Regions from separate parts of the Homo sapiens genome. Here region 1 is linked to region 2. The links are chromatin loops, found by intact Hi-C in ENCODE. Cell type or tissue: endothelial cell of umbilical vein. All regions are shown on one strand. Links, peaks and the distances in the headings refer to the core of each region. The heading gives the core; the rest is flanking DNA. Region 1 overlaps VPS13C (vacuolar protein sorting 13 homolog C). Region 2 holds the start of C2CD4A (C2 calcium dependent domain containing 4A).

Region 1 (8,803 bases), core at 641-8,640, 200 kb before region 2:
TGCAAATAAATTAATTTGGTTGGGAGAAATGGAAGCAATGAAGTTCCAATAATCAGCTACAAAGCAGGAAAACAAAATTAACAATGTTAACTAAATGAGCTATCACAGAAATAGTGATATAGCCTATGACTTAACATTATCTTTTCTGCACACAAAAAAAAGCTTTGCTCCCATGTAGAAAAAAAATCATCTGTAATTTCCATTTAACACATGCTAAAATGAAAAACAATCAAATTCTACTCTAGAAACTATGTATAATACTTAAAGCAGTTCAAGAATCAGGAACTTTAAGAACCACCTAGGAAATCCTGGGCCTAGAAATCATTAAAATTCCATTTCACTCGTGACCATGAAGAACAAAATTTACCTCAAGTAAGTCAGAGCCCTCAGATTCCTGTCTGTCATAAGGACGAATGATGCCATCTTCATGGATCAGGCGAGGGGGACGGAGGCTAGATACTTCCTCAGTTGATTCTGCTGCCCTGAATAAGGCATCAGAGTAAGTGTAAGAAAATACGTGAGAGTCTTTCAAAATAATGTGTGTGTTGATTAAATACATAAATATTTCACAAAAAACAATCAGTAATTTTAAATAGCTTTCCCCAAATAATGCAAAAGTATTAAAACCAAGTCTGTCTGACTCCAAATCCCCCAACCTTTTCTAAAATAAAAAGAAATATCAAAATAATAAAAGCAGGGCCTAGCTCATCTACTCTTTGTATCCTTGGTGTCTAGCACAGGGCTTGGCACATGGTAGGTAATAAACATTTGTTGAATAAAAGAGAAATTTAGCCATAAAATATGTCTCTTTTCTTTTCTTTTTTCTTTTTTTTTTTTTTTTTTTGAGACAAAGTCTCCCTCTGTTGCCCAGGCTGGAGTGCAGTGGCACGATCTCAGCTCACTGCAACCTCCGCCTCCTAGGTTCACGCGGTTCTCATGCCTCAGCCTCCCGAGTAGCTAGGATTACAGGTGCCCGCCACCACGCCCAACTAATTTTTGTATTTTTAGTAGAGATGGGGTTTCACCATGTTCGCAAAATATGTCTTTTCTTATTCCTTTCTGGAGGCACTCTATGTTTTAAAGCTACCACAGCTTTCAATTAGACTTTAAGATCCTTAGGAGCAGGCAAATAATCTAATCTATTTATGTATTCCTTGTAATAATTAGCACACAGACACATACCTTGCACATAGTATGTACTCAATTACCTCTGAATGCCTTGGAAGGTACTACTGGCCATATCTACGATTCCACCAGTTGGACGGGCCACAGCACCCACAAGCCCTTTTCCAATTCCTTTAAAGAATCCAGCAGCTCCTTCCTTTTTGGCACCTTCAGAAAACCAATGACCATGAATGGATAAAGATATTTTTAAATGAGCAAGTTTGAGCTCAACCAAAACCTGGGCCAGATACTGAACTGTTTTACCCAGGAAGTTACAAAAATTTGGCTTTCTAAAGAAGTTAAATGTAATCCTAATGTGATAAAATAGTGGTTTCTCAAAGTGTGTTAGAAATGCGCATTCCTGGGCCCCACCCCAGACCTACTGAATCAGAAACTCTGGGGGCGGGGCCAGCATTTATGTTTTTCTAAGCACTCCAGGTGATCCTGACACATGCTCAAGTTTGAGAACTACTGATCTAGGAGTCTCATCAGTACCTGCAACTTGCAGGTGTAAGAAGGGACCAGTAAACATTCTCTTTTTTAATGCTGACCGTTAGATTTTTCAAGGAGTGTGCTTTTAAAAAAATATATAACAACTTTATTGAAATGCAATTCATATACCATAAAATTTACCATTTAAAATGTACAAATTAAATTTTAGGATAAATTAGCTTTTAGTATGTTCAGACTTCTACAACTATCACCACAATCCATTTCAGAAAATGTTTATCATTTTAAAAAGAAACCCCCTTTCCATTAGCAATCATTCCCTATTTCCCCCAGCCTCTCCCCACCAAATCTTACTCAGTGTACCTCCATTCCTCCCTGCCCCTCCCCACCTCCAGACTAGGTAACCACCTACAGATACTTTCTATCCCTATGGATTTGCCTATTCTGGACATTTCAGACAAATGGAATTATGTAATATGTGGTGTACTGTGACTTTTTTTTCTACTTAGCATCATGTTTTCAAGGTTCATCCATTTTGTAACAAGTACCAGTACATGATTCCTTTTTATGACTGAGTACTACTCTAATGTATGAAAATATCACCTTTTGTTTATTCATGTATCAGGTGATGGACATTTGGGTTGTTTCCATCTTTTGGTTATTTTGAATAATGGTGCTATGAACATTTGTGCACAGTTTTTGTTTGAACACCTGTTTTCAAATCTTCTGGGTATAAACCTAGGAGTAGAATTGCTGGGACACATGGTGACTCTGTGTTTAACTTTTTGAAGCACTGACAGACTATTTTCTTCCAAAATGACTGCATTATTTTACAGTCCCACTAGTAGTGTATGAGGGTTCCAATTTCTCCACATCCTCTTAACACTTGATTCTAGCCATCCCAGTAGGTGTGAAACGGTATCTCATAGTTTTGACTCGCATTTCCCTGTCGACTAATGATGTTTACCATCCTTTTATGTGTTTATTGGCCATATGTATATCTTCTTTGGAGAAATGTCTATTCATATCTTTTGCTCATTTAAAATTGTGTTGTCTTTTTATTGTTGATTTTTAATAGTTCTCTATATTTTCTAGATATGTCTTTTATCACATATATGATTTGCAAAAATTTTCTTCCATTCTGTGGGCTGTCTTTTCCCTGTCTTCATGGTTGTCCTTTGAAGCACAAAAATTTTAAATTTTGATGAAGTTCAATTTATGTATTTGATGAAGTCCAATTTATGTATCTTTTCTAGCAAAGTTTTGCCTAATCCAAAGTCATGAAGATTGACTCCTATATTTTCCTCTGAGTTTAATGGTTTTGCTCTTACATTTAGGTATTTAATCCATTGTGAACTCATTTTTATATATGGTACAGGTAGGGGTCCAATTTTGTTCTTTTGCTCATAGATATGAAGTTGTCCCAGCAAATTTCTTGAGGACGGTTCTTTCCTATTGAATTATCTTGACATCCTTGTCGAAGATCAGTTAACCATAAGTAAGAGTCTATTTCTGACTCCTTCTGAACTCTATTTCTGAATAGTATCCCACTGTTCTATATGTCTATCCTTATGTTAGTACTACACTGTCTTAGTTACTGTAGCTTTACAGTAAGTTTTCAATTTGGGAAGTAGAAGTCCTCCAACTTTGTTCTTTTTCAAGACTTTTTTTTTGGCTATCTGGGATCCCTGGAATGGCCATATAAATTTTGGACTTGGCTTGTCAATTTCTGCAAAGAAACCAACTGGGATTTTGATAAGGGTTGCACTGAATAAGCAATGTGCTTTTTTAATGGGATAAAAACAACAACAGCAAAACTGAGTAAATTGCTACTGAGGACCCAAACAAATCTAGTTTATCTCTGGCCCTGCTAAAAATAGCATTCAAAGTCTGAAGCATGATCTACTACTTAACCTCTCTGCTTTCTAAGGAAAATACATTCATTGAGCAACTTAAGGCTACGAATATAAAATTCAGTCAGTAATTTTCTCAATCAAGTATATAGCAGCAATAACATCTACTATGTTTACTAATAGCATCAAGTCTTCAGACTTTGTAAAGGAAGGAAATATTTTCAACATACCTTCCACAGGTTTTGTTATTATTCCAGTCACTCCACCAACAACTCCCTGAAAGAGAAATCAATCATATAGTTTAGACTGAATGGAAGGTGTTTAATTTTAAACCAACCACTAGAGGTCTCTACAGACATACTGGAAATAACAACAACAACAACAAAAATTGAAGACTTAACTTGATAATGTGAACAACATACACATATAAGTTAGCACTATGATTTTTCAAATATCATATCACAGCAAATCTTAAATGAAAGCATTTTATAAATTTTATAAAAGAAACAGGAGTAAAGCAGGTAAAAGGATTTTAAATCTGGCTATGACACCAATCAGCTACGTAACCATGGGTAGCTGAAATCTCTTTAAGTCTCAGTTTCCACATCAGCAAAATGAGTGAGTTGAGCCAAATAATATTTACTATCTAATTATAAATTTTAAGGGGATTACATTGTAACTTAGTGGAAGTGTAGAAAACTGAAAATAAAGGGCCCTCCCAGGGACAGGTAATAACCTGGCAAATAAAGTGCCTTAGTAACTGTAACACCCAACATTACAAATTACTATCAAAAAACACAGCAGTTTCCTGAAATTATTTCCAAAATTAAAACATGAATATACTAATACATTTTTAATCATTATGAAGTAATGGTAGTAAAATACCTGTATATTCTATGAACACACAGAAAGAGAACTGATGGATACACACTTAAATTGGAAACAGATGAGATGATTAGGGTATTCTAGCCTTACTTATAATGTTTTATTTACTTATTAACAATAACTTTTAAGTTCTTATAATTATAAGAATATTCATACATCACCTATATAATTAAGCAGTATTCATATATTACCTATATAATTTTAAAAGTATTAAAAAGTAATGAAAGGCAGTTCCTGGATTATCAACAATTAATTTTCACACATCCCTTCCACAGAAACAGTCAATTGCTGATGACCTGCAGAGCTCCTTCTCCCTCTAGTTTCCATAGGTACCATGTATCTCTGCTTCTCACTTCCTCGCCTTCTACACCAGTACTACCCTGTCATCATTACAGTTTTATGAAATCTGACAATTCAGGGGATAGATCTGGTGGTGACAATGGGGAAGGGGAGCAAAAAGGAAACTGGGAAGTCCATCATTTATCATTCTTTCTATTCCTACAGGCCTAGACTCATAAGCAGCATTCTAAGTTTCACACAACCAGCTAGAATACACTTTTTTTTAAGTTGCAGATTTCTTAAAGATTCAGCAAAGAACTTACTCGCAGAAAGCCCTTTCCTCCTCTGGCCAGGCTGTCTCCAAAATCTCTGGGCTGTCGACTCAACTCTTCTCTTCTTTTTTGCTGATATTCCTTGTCCATTGTAATTGCTGCCAAACCTTTCCCAACAGAACCGGTGATTCGAGATACAACTCCTGCTGCACCACCTATCAAAGACAAGGGATTAATTTCTAGAATATACAAGGAACTATACAAGGAACTCAACAGCAAGAAAACAAATAATCTGATTTTAAAATAGGCAAACGATCTGAATAAATATTTCTGAAAAGGAGACATACAAATGGCCAACAAGTATATGAAAAAATGTTCAAGATCAATAATCATCAGGAAAGTGCAAATCAAAACCACAGTGAGATATTATCTCACCCCAGTTAGAATAGTTATTATAAAAAAGACAAAAAAAATCACAAACGCTGTCAAAGAAGTGGAGAAAAGGGAATGCTTACACACTGAGAGTGGAAATATAACTTAATACAGCTATTATGGAAAACAGTATGGAGGCTCCTCAAAAAACTGAAACTAGAACTACCGTATGATCCAGCAATCCAACTACTGGGTATATACCCAAAAGAAAAGAAATGAGTATATCAAGAGATGTCTGCACTCCCATGTTTACTGCAGCACTAGTGACAATAGCTAACATATGCAATCAATCTAAGTGTCTATCAACGGATGAATGGATAAAGAAAATGTGATACACACACACACACACACAAACAGAATACTACTCAGGCATTAAAAAAAATGAAAACCGGTCATTCACAGCAACTTGGATGAGCCTGGAGGACATTATGTTAAGTGAAATAAGTCTGGCACAGAAAAACAAATACTGCATGTTCTCATTCACATCTGACAGCTAAAGAAGTTGAACTCATAGAATTAGAGAGTAGAACTGTGGTTATTAAAGGCTGAGATGGGTAGGGGGAGGAGAGGATAGGGAGAGATTGGTTAATGGATACAACATCACAACCAGATAGGAGAATAAGTTCTAGCATGCTATAGCACTGTAGGGTGACTATAGTTAACAACAACTTATTGTATGTCTTCAAATAGCTAGAAGAGAGGGTCTTGAATGTTCCCAACACAAAGAAATGATAAATGTTCGAGGTGATAAATATGCTAATTACCAGATTTGATCACTACATATTGTATACATTTATCAAAATATCACTCTATACCCCATAAATATATACAATCATGTGTCAATTAAAAATAAAATAATTTTTTAAGGCTCAGAGAAGTTACATTGTTTATATAAACAGCATTATCACAATATATAGCATGCAATTGCTTTAAACTAATAGGTGCTTAAAATTCTGTCTCATACAAAAAATGCAGAAATTAACTTTTCCCATCTAACAAGAAAAGGAATAAAATTATTTAATTTAAATGTAAAATTATTTGCATTTATTCAACACTACAAAGACATATTAAAAAACCAGCAGTCTACTGTTATTTTTCATTTAAAAACATGGGAAACATGTCTTTTAAAAGGGATTATTAAGAAAGTGATCCCTCCTTTATTAAATAAAAGCATTTGTTTTTCATAACAACGTATTTCATAACAATATAATAAAAAATATACACATATACACAAATATGTGATACATACCTACTGTGTGTCCAAAGAGGCTTCTCACTCCAATCACTAACCCCTCTGCAAATTCTTCAGGGCCTTGAACAGCACCCTGGCAAAAAAAAATAAAAAATAATCTTATTATTTAAAATTTAAGTTTCAGACTTTTACTTTAATAGTTCAGGGTTTGCAAGAAGAATCCAAATCTGTAAAAATCCATAAACATTGTGATGAATCAATTTTCACTTCTACCCCAAATATGGATAGAATATCTATTGTGTTTGAAGACACTTTCAACCTACATGATCTTAGCAAATTCTTTAAGTCAAAAATTGGATAGGTATAAATCACTGGCTTCAATTACAATTTGAAGTTGGCCTCCCAGAACTAAGTTTCATCAAATTGCTAAAACAAGATGCAGTGATAACAAGAGTAAGAGCCCACAGATTTTTTTACTGTCTTATTCTCTCATTTATTTTCTCTGCTTTATTCTCCGAAAACCCTCATACACTGGGCTGGCTGCTAGACCCTTTAAATGGAGGGGAATAGGTTAGATGACAGCTTGAATATGAAACAAACTTTGCTTTCAGTGCCCTATTAGTCCCTTCCACAATGGTGGAACAGTCTTGAAAGTCTTAATCTACCCAGCACTCTAAATATTCTTACAACTACATTAAATCCTGGCAAATGTGGGCAGCGCTCATTAAATTCTAAACAATCATCCAATGTTATCTCATGTACCTTTAAATAAAAATATAAAATTGATATACTTTTGTGATTTGAACATTATTCAATTCCAAGATACAATTACAATGCAAATTACTATTTGTTATTAAAAAATAGACCATCCATTTTTCTGTACCTATCCTTAGAACAAATAAGAGGTCAATACCTGGAAGGGTTCATAGAATAAAGCTTCAACTCCTTCAGACAGACCTCTAATTAATCCAAATGGGTTTCCAAGTACATCTAACCCCAATACAAGGACATACATCTGTTTCAAGAACTAAAAAAGAAAAAAAATTAAATTAAGTCCTTCACAACTATTGTAAGAAACATCATAATGAAATAGAAAAAAAGAGATTTACTGATAAAATTAAGTTTGTGTTAAAAGAAAGCTGTATGGAATAATCACCACTACCTCCACTAATGGATCTTTTACTGTGTGCCAGGCACTATGCTAATTTAAACAGCTTTTAAATTAGACAGAACTAGGTTTGACGCACAGGCTGCCACGTAGCAGTTATGTGACCCTGTGCAAGTCATTTAGTATCTAACAGCCTGTCTTCTAATCTATAAAATGGAAGGTCAGGCTGGGTGTGGTGGCTCATGCCTGTAATCCCAACAGTTTAGGAGACTGAGATGAGAGGATCACTTGAGGCCAGGAGTTAATGACCAGTCTGGGCAACATAGTGAGACTCCGTCTCTATAAAAACTCAAAATTTTTTAAAAAGGGAAGTTACACTGTCCTTGCATGGGTGAGTATGCATATTAAATGAATACATAATTCAGTAATTGTTAGTTTTTTTTAGTATTACTTTACCATCATTATTAATAAATTAGATGGAAAATAATAACCAAAACAAAAAAAAGGGAAAACATATCCTCATTTTAACATGTAACAATCATAATGTCTGTATATGTAATAGGAGAAAGAATATTCCAGCAGTGGAAGGAAAGGAGATGTCACCATGCAGTTCCATGGTATAGCAATTGTACCAAAGTGACCTGCAACAACTACTGTTTCTATGCATACATACTTGAACCACAGAGTAACTGAGGCACAGGGAGGAAACCGGCTTAGAATTCTGCTTGCAGTTCACTAGATTATATTCAGAAACTATAATCACTGAAGAAATCAAGTATAATGACTATAAAGTCACTATTCTTTCCCAAAGTGGTAAAAGTATAATTGCAAAGTCAAAAAAGGAACTGGAGGAAAATTTTCAAAAGGTGTATAAAGAGGGGTTGAACTAAAGAAACAGAAATTAATCATTGAAGAAAGCCACTAAATACGGAGATTTCAAAGTGAGATAAATTAGATAAACATTACTGCACACTATACAGTCACATGCAAATGTTTTGATATTTTATGAAGTATATTCCTTATGAAATACTATGATAGGAAATTACCTGTTCACTGTAATGCCTAACAACACTCCATATAAGCTGATCTCTCTTGTAGAACTGATATCGAATTTCATAATAAGCAAGTCTGGGAGGAGAAAAAGGAAAGATTCAAAGATACTAATATT
Region 2 (8,803 bases), core at 281-8,280:
TCACAATGACTCTGCGGTATAGTAGAGACTTAATACCATTTTGCATGTGAGGAAACAGAAACTTGTTCGGGGTTTCCGAGGAAAACACCTCCACCTGAAGCCGGAGAGAGAAAGAACTGGGTCTCCAAACCTTGCTCAGCAAATCCAGCCACGTGGCAGAGGGACAGGGAAGAGCCTGGCGTCAGGTTACCAGGCAGCGCCCCTCTGCTCGGCCCACTGGCAAGCGCTCCCAGCGGCAGGTATAAAAGCTCAGGCTGGCAGTCCTTGAACACTGGTGCTGAACCCCGCCGCGCGCGCTTTGAATTTCCCAGCCGCTAAGCGCCTCTCCTGGTCGGTGTCCCAGGCAGAAAGGTGCAGAGACCCATCTGACGCAGGACTCCAGGTATTTTAGGAGGGACCCATCGGCTTGCTTAATTCCCTGGGGGATTCGTCTGAGGCTCTTTGCCTCTGCAAGGGGAGAACCAGCCACAGTTTCCCGGAAGGAATAACAATTACTTTAATTCTAGCTGAGGACTAGACTGCTATGGTCCAAAGAGTCAGGAAACGATTGCAAGGCAATCGTTGGCACAGAGAACAGAGCGACTGAAGTTACAATCCAGCATTTTGTGAATCTCTGCCTTAGGCCAGCCAGGGCGGAGAGGGATTAAAACAAGCTCCGAAGTGTGTATTACAACACAGTTGAGATAGGACAAAAGAAAAACAGTTGTTTTTCGCTCACTGAAAAAATAGTTTGCAATAGCGGCAAGCAAGAGCAGTTTGCCTTGTTTCGGGAAAGGCAGGAAGAAACACCCCGAAAGTATTAATAGGAGAAAAGGAACAGGATTTACTGCACCTTGCGGGACTCGCTCTGACGATCCTTGTGCCTTTGTGCACTGCAGGTAGACAAGCTCCAGCAGAGAGTGGCCAGATGTGGTGCCTGGAGCGACTCCGCTTGGGTCCTGAGTGCCTTCGGCGGAGCGGAGACTGGCTTCTCCCGGGTCGGGCCCGCGGAGCCAAGTCTCGCACCACCGCCGCGTGCGCAAATGTGCTCACTCCGGACCGCATCCCTGAGTTCTGCATCCCGCCACGGCTCATGCCCCGCCTGGCCTTGGCTGCGCTCCGGAATTCTTGGGTCGAAGAAGCAGGGATGGACGAGGGCGCCGGCCGCACAGACTGGGACCCGCGCTCGCAGGCCGCGCTGTCACTGCCGCACCTGCCCCGTGTGCGCACCGCCTACGGCTTCTGCGCGCTGCTCGAGAGCCCGCACACGCGCCGCAAGGAGTCGCTCCTGCTCGGGGGCCCGCCCGCGCCCCGGCCCCGGGCCCACACCTACGGCGGCGGCGGCGGCCCGGACGCCCTCCTGGGGACCCTGCGCGTCCCGCGAGCTCCGGGCCCGGCGACCCCCGCGGCCCCCGGCTGTCCCCGCCCGCCCCAGGACGCGCTCGCCCGGCGGCCCCGCGGCTGCCGCCTCCTGCGCGTCCCCGACGGGCTGCTGAGTCGCGCGCTGCGGGCTGGGAGGAGTCGCCGCCTGACCCGCGTCCGCTCCGTCTCCAGCGGGAACGAGGACAAGGAGCGCCGCGCGGGCTCCCAGTCCCCGGCCCGGGCCCCCTCCACGAGCCCGCCGTCGTCCCGGGTCCCGTTTCCCGAGCGCCTGGAGGCCGAGGGCACCGTGGCTCTGGGCCGCGCCGGCGACGCCCTGCGCCTGGCCGCCGAGTACTGTCCGGGAACCGGGCGGCTCCGCCTCCGGCTGCTCCGCGCCGAGAGCCCGGCCGGAGGCGCCCCCGGGCCCCGAGCCGTCAGCTGTCGCCTCAGCCTCGTCCTGCGGCCGCCGGGCACCGCGCTTCGGCAATGCAGCACTGTGGTGGGGCGCAGCCGCAAGGCCTCCTTTGACCAGGACTTCTGCTTCGACGGCCTCTCGGAGGACGAAGTGCGCCGCCTGGCCGTTCGAGTCAAGGCCCGGGACGAGGGCCGCGGCCGGGAGCGGGGCCGCCTGCTGGGCCAGGGTGAGCTGTCCCTGGGCGCCCTCCTGCTGCTCTGAGGGCCCAGCCCTCCCCGGGGCGCTCTGCCCGGGGGACTCCGGACACTGACAGCCGCGTGGTACAAAATAAACGTGTATTTGTTGTTCTTATCAGTCCCGTTTCAGTACAACACTGGCAGAGATGATTCTAGATTAACTATCCCAGTAAAAGATATGATATTTTCCATAGATACCTCCAGAATTTTTTTCAGCAAATGGAATGGTTCTACAGTGTTTCCCAATATAGACAGCCATTTGCATACCATATGTACCACACACGCCTAGGAAATAATGAATCACATGAAGTGTTAGAACTAGAAAGTGTCTTGGCGATCTGTTTGCTCCAATCACCTCATTTTAAAATTGGTGCTTTCCACAACATGCATGGAGACCATCTTGGAGCATTTACTTTTGAAGCATTTTGTTTAAGACCCCGGATAAGAAAATGAGGGCAAAAGAGGTGAAGTGACTTGTCCAAGATCAACAGTGAATTATTAGTTGGAACGCCAGCCTGATACTCCTAGCTATATCTCACTGGAAAAGCATTGGAGAAAATGAAACCATTTTAATATTCTAAGCTTAAATAATAGTTATAATAGGCTAGGTGTGGCGGCTCACGCCTGTAATCCTGGCACTTTGGGAGGCCGAGGCGGGCAGATGGCTTGAGCCCAGGAATTTGAGACCAGGCTGGGCAACATGGGAAGACCGCGTCTCCATAAAAAATACAAAATTTAGCCGGACGTGGTGGCACGCACCTGTAGTTCCAGCTACTCTGGGGCTGAGGCGCAAGGATCACTTGAGCCTGGGAGGTCAAGGCTGCAGTGAGCCGAGATCGTGCCACTGCACTCCAACCTGGGCAACCGGAGTGAGACCCTGTCTGCAAATAATAATAATAATAATAAATAGTTTTACAAGCGTTAATTTATGTTTTAACCCCCAAAAGGAGGCACTGCTATGCCCATTTTACAGATGAGGATATTGAGGCACAGAATAAAGAGCAGAGCCAGAATTTGAACCTAGACAATCAGCATTTCACTCATTACTCTTATGTAGGTAATACCACAGTGTCTAAAGGGCTCGCTATTAAAGTTGCGAGTATTGTGCAACTTCTCTCTGAAACTGTTGACACTGAAGTTCGTGTCTACTTGTATTCCTCATCCTGCTTTTGGTGAAAAAACAAATTGCTTGAAATGAATAATTTATTATCTCATGCTAATAACTTCAGGCATTGAGATGAGCTGATGGGTCTAAAGCTCTGAGGAGGAAGCTAACCGGCCTCAGAATCATAGAAATGGGTGCCAGCCTTGTTGTAACCAGGTGAGTTTATCTGCTGGAACAGGCAGTGGAGAGTGTACAGATAGCATGGTTTTACCTCTGGCTTCTGATAATAATTCCAGATTTAACAATCCTGTTTTAGAGGACGATTTTCCCTCATCCCTTGAATTCACTGCCAGCAGGGCATTTTTTTCTTTTTTTTATGCAAATAGGAAAATGCATCCTAAATGAGGGTTTAAAAAATTGAAAATATTTAAATATACAGGATGGTGTTAAATATGACTCCATTATCAATCTGGATTCAGAAATGGTTTCTGCTTTATTTTATTTCATTTTATCTTTTAGAAACAAGGCGTCACTCTGTCACCCAGGCTGGAGTGCAGTGGTGTGATCATAGCTCACTGCAGCCTCTACCTCCTGACACAAGCTGTCATCCCGCTTTGGCTTCTCAAAGTGCTAGGATTATAGGCGTGAGCCACCATGCCCGACCAGTTTCTGCTTTTATTAAAATTGTTCACAGTTTTATACATTCATGTTCATTAAAAATGCTATTTAGAAAAGAGTTTGATAAAATAAATATTATACAAAATTCGAAGAAAAAAGAAAAGAGTTTCTGTTTCAGTCACAAATTAGGGTTATTGTGATGTGTATTTATGATGACCATTGAACAAATGTGAAGAATACTGTGAATTCTATGACTTTATCAAAATCAGCCACATCCAGGAGCTTGCAGTTGTTGACCAAATGAATGATGACATAGAGTAGTTCAGATCTATCATGTGCTCTTCTATCTAATCAGTCAATATTTCCTTGGCCCTCAAGCCAACATTCATTTTTTATGTATAACCTTCTTCATGATTTTGAAATTTTGATAGGGTAACTGCTAATGAGTTCACAAATGTAGCACTTTAAAAGGAAAATAAATGGAGAGTGAAAACAACTTGGCTACGTATAATTGTGGGTTTTAATTTTTCTGTTTTTAAAATAAAAAATGGCATTGATAGTTTCAATAGCCCAAGTTTTTATTCCAGAAGATGTTGCAATAACTGTTGTCACTAGATTATATACATGTCATTTTATTAAGTAGATTTTTTTTCGTGAAAGTAAATCAGTGCATTTGAGGGATCTAAATTTTTTATGAAATAGTGGTGGTGATTTCCAAACAGAATCACCATTAATGGCAAGTTATGGTTGATCAAATAACCTGAGTCTAATCAAAAAGGTTTTAAAGGGGCTGAGATAGAATCATAAATGATAAAATCATAAAATTTTAGAGTTGAAAAGAACTTTAATAATCATTTTGTGCCGGGTGCGGTGGCTCATGCCTGTAATCCCAGCACTTTGGGAGGCCGAGGCAGGCCGATCACAAGGTCAAGAGTTTGAGACCAGCCTGACCAACATAGTGAAACCCTGTCTCTACTAAAAATGCAAAAAAATTAGCCGGGTGTGGTGGTGCACACCTGTAATCCCAGCTACTCGGGAGGCTGAAGCAGGAGAATCACTTGAACCCAGGAGGTGGAGGTTGCAGTGAGCCAAGATCGCGCCACTGCACCCCAGCCTGGACAACAAAGCGAAACTGTCTCAATAAATAAATAAACAAATAAATAAGTAAATATTTAAAAATAATCATTTTGTGCAAATCTATATCATAGAAGTGGACCAGAGAAGCAAATTTTAGATTGCCCCAAATCACACAGTCAGTAAAAAGAGCTGAGACTAGAACCAATTTGATTTTCATTTTGCTCTTCAATCTAATGGCTCTTTGACTACTAATTCCAGGAAAAGAGAAACACTGTACATCACTAATCTAATCTAATGTTTTTGCATTCAAGAAATCTTACTTGCAATACAAATGTTTGGGATAACATTAGCCTTTCTGGGGCAAATTTAAATTTCATTTACACTTTACTGCCCTCTAGTGGATCCCTCAAGTGTTTTGTCAATTGGCTCTACCCCTATTATTAGATATTAGACCATTTCAACTAAAGGTCAATCTAATGCCAGGACCCTATTTTCTTGAAGACCTTTGCTAATATTAGATTGTAGTGAAGATTCACATTGCAAAGTAACTTAATACACCTATCTGAGAGCACAAGGTGGCAAAAATATTTTAGATTTAAATAAAGAGGGGAAAACTTTTTCCTTTAATAATGAAGTTGGGAGTGTGTGGCAATAGCATGTTGGTTACAGAAAACTGCTTTTAATAGTTCTCATGTTTCTTCTCATCAAGCTTTAGTACTCACATCTTCTCCATAAATGATATGGCATGATCTTGCTTCTTTGTGGTTTAAATATCTTTTCTTTGAACATATTCAAAGAAAAGCCCTACACAATAAACAGAATATGCCGGTTTAAATAGCATCAGTTGAGTAAAAATTTTAACACTGCATTGTCAGCTGGTTTTACAAAGATAATGTATTCTAACCTAAAATGCTAGCTTCAGTATGGCTCAAATATTCCCAGATGATAATTTCTTTGAATCTGATTTTCTTTTATACACACCTCAACAATTCACATTCTCCCCATATCCATCCCCAGCACTTAGTTTAACCATGGCATTTAAGAAACTGTTCTGCCTCCAGGCTTTTGAGTTCACAGAAAAAACAGATGCACGACAGCCCATGGTGTTTTGAAACCCAAGTTTTACTATTCTGTACATTCACGTAGCAAAATCCCATCAAATTAATGTCATAGACATTATAAGCCCATAATAAAATTCTTAGCTAAGAATTCTCCATAGCCCTACTGATTCTGCCTTCTATTACTGTAGATTAGTTCAATCTGTAGAATTTTATATACATGGAAAAATTAAGTATATATTCTTTTTGGGGGAATCTGGCTCCTTTCACTCAGCATTATTGAGATATATCCATGTTGTTGCCTATATCAATAGTTCATTCTTTATATTGCTGACTGGATGACTATCAAATGTCTAAACCCCAATTATTTTATCCCTTTATCTGTAACTGTTTTCCTTGCACTCATTATTTGTTTCTTTTTTCCCTTCTCCTCTTTTTCTGATTTCTCTGGTTTTAATTGAACATTTCATAGGATTTTACTTTATCCTCTTTCTTAGCATATCAATCATAGTTCTTTTTAAAATTTCTTTAGTGTTTGCCCTAGTGTTTGCATTATGCATTTGCAAGTAATCTAAATCCCTTTCAACTAACACTATACCAAGCTTGTCCAATCTGCAGTCCGTGGACGGCATGCGGCCCAGGATGGCTTTGAATACGGCCCAACACAAATTTGTAAACTTTCTTAAAACATTATACGATTTTTTTTTTGCTTTTTTTTTTTAGCTCATCAGCTATTGTTAGTATATTTTTTGTGGGGCCCAAGACATTCTTCTTCTAATGTGGCCCATGTCAAAAGATTGGGTACCCCTGCACTATATACTGCTTCATGGGCAGGTAGCTATATTATAATAGGGTATTCCCAATTCCTCCCTCCCTTCCCTTAACACATTGTAATTTATTTAATTTATCTGTTCTTTGGTGTCTGTCATTCATTTGGAAAAACTTTCATCCATTTTTACTTCATTTGCTTCATTCTCTCTTTCTTTTCCTCTCAATCACTCATATGTTACATCTTTTGGAATCATCACACAGTCTTGGATATTCTGCTCTTTTTTTTTCTCTTTGCATTGCAGTTTGGGAAATTTCTATGGACATGTCTCCAAGTTCATTGGTTATTTCCTTGGCCATGTCCAATCTATTAATGAAGCCATTTTAAATTTTCAACATTTCCTTTTGATTCATTTTTTAGGTTTTCCTGTCTCTGTTTACATTGCCCACATGTTCTTGCATGTTGTCTGCTTTTCCCATTCTAGCCCTCAACGTATTAATTATAGTTATTTTAAATTCCTGGTCGGACAGTTCTAAAACCTGTGTCGTATCTGAGTCTGGTTCTCTTGCTTTGTCTCTTCAGATCGTTTTTATCTTGTCTCCTAGTGTGCCTTATTGAAAGCTGGGCATGAATAATCAGATACTAGGAACTGAGGTAAATAGTGTGAGGCTTTATGTTTATCTGGAGGAGTTATGCTGTGGTTGCTCTTTGCTATAGCTGTAAGTATCTGCGGCCAGTTTCCCTTAATGTCCATGTTTTTATCTCCTCTGCTGTCTTGAGTATCCCTAAGAGCACCTTCTTACATAAAGCATCTGCCTTGAAACTCTTTCAGCTGTTATCCACTGATGTCCTGACCCCTGTTGATATGGTGGTAAATGTTGGGAAAGGAAAGCAGTCTATAACTCTATGATTAAATCTCAGTCTACTAGTGGACCATTGTCCTTGGGTTGAGACCTTCACAAATGTTTCTTAGCCTTTTTTCTCCAGGTGAGATGGGAAGGCTAGCAGGGCTCAAGTTGAGGAATTGCCCCTCTCCTAAGCTCATAAGACTCTGGTAAGGTCCTTTTCTCAAGAAGAGTAGATTTTTGTTATGGAAAAATGCTTTGAGAGTATTTCAAAATGATTACTGCTAAGTTTTCTCTTAGCTCTTCACCATGAGAACCTGGTGGGGCTTCTGGGAATAACCCATGAAAGTGCGCCACCTACAACACCCTTCCCCCAACCCCAAGACTGTGGATCGCAGGAGTATCTCATGCTCACATTAGTCCATACTCAGCCTCCAGGAATTTGTCAAAATAACCATTTAGTATTCCCATTAGTTTATGGCTCCAGTAGCTTCTGCTCCAGGTAAGCTGATCTTGGCTTGACTCTCCATGTCAGCTTGTTCCTCCAGATTTCAGGGTAGTGGTTTGCCTTGCTACATCTAATCTCTGATAGGTCTAAGAAAAATTATGAATTTTTAGTTTGTTCATTTTTGTTTTCTTATTGTAAGAATGGGAATGACAACTTTCAAGCTCTTTATATGGTGGAGTTCATTATGAGACAAGCTTAAAGGGAGGCTGACCCCATTTGGGAAGTTAGGCTTCCAGAATCAGTATCCATTCTCCTGCTAATAGATATTTAGATTATGTCCAATTTCAAGCTTTTATGAATAAAACTGCTACAAAAATTCATGTACAAGACTTTGCATGGTTGTATGATTTCATTCCTCTTGGGTAAATACCTAGAGTGGAACAGCTGGATCATTATATGGTAGCTGTATATTTAACTTTCTAAGAAACTGACATACTCTTTTCCAGAGTGGTTGTGTCATTTTACTTTCTTACCAACAAGGTGTAAGAGTTCTGGTTGCTCAACACCCTCACCAACACTTGCACAATAAGGAACTTTTGAAGGAAATATATACAGACGGTCCCCGACTTAAAATTGTTCTACTTAACAATTCTTTGACTTCACAATGGTGAGCAAGCGATATGTATTCAATAGAAACTGTACGTTCGAATTTCGATGTAATGTAATCATCATTATCTTGGTATAAGATATTCAGAAAATATGCGGGTCCATTAAAGAAACCTGGAACATCAAGATTTTTAAATATTCAGCGATGATTCCACAGCTTTAGTGTTCAGTAAGAGTTACTGTGTTTCTTTCCAAAACTCATTAATTTAGCCATTTAAAACCAAT

The links. Peaks named below come from ENCODE experiments on the same cell type or tissue, not always from the same donor. Only the 100,000 strongest peaks of a DNase experiment are listed, where the experiment ranks them.
Region 1: it touches region 2 in a loop (10-fold over the local background); 59 of 110 quality-filtered maps call a loop at or near these places.

Annotation. Positions count from the first base shown.
Region 1 is chr15:61,868,292-61,877,094 of GRCh38, forward strand. It overlaps VPS13C (vacuolar protein sorting 13 homolog C), which reads right to left. Exons shown (of 85, transcript NM_020821.3): 75 at 8,682-8,763; 76 at 7,441-7,554; 77 at 6,585-6,660; 78 at 4,955-5,118; 79 at 3,698-3,743; 80 at 1,209-1,332; 81 at 368-482. All of the region lies in intron 2 of LOC124903501 (a long non-coding RNA gene), which reads left to right. Among named protein-coding and RNA genes, the nearest start is that of LINC02349, 140 kb to the left of the region's middle. In endothelial cell of umbilical vein, for the core only: no CTCF peak of the experiment used is centred there; a DNase peak (open chromatin) is centred at 3,800.
Region 2 is chr15:62,066,707-62,075,509 of GRCh38, forward strand. C2CD4A (C2 calcium dependent domain containing 4A) reads left to right here and starts at 271. Exons shown (of 2, transcript NM_207322.3): 1 at 271-382; 2 at 879-4,211. The coding sequence starts at 908. The coding sequence ends at 2,017. RefSeq lists enhancers at 1-94, 495-1,010 and silencers at 84-378, 1,241-1,290, 1,421-1,560, 1,611-2,100. In endothelial cell of umbilical vein, for the core only: CTCF peaks have their summits at 1,929 and 5,224 (motif pointing left); DNase peaks (open chromatin) are centred at 625, 1,065, 1,825 and 5,165; H3K4me3 peaks cover 1,878 bases.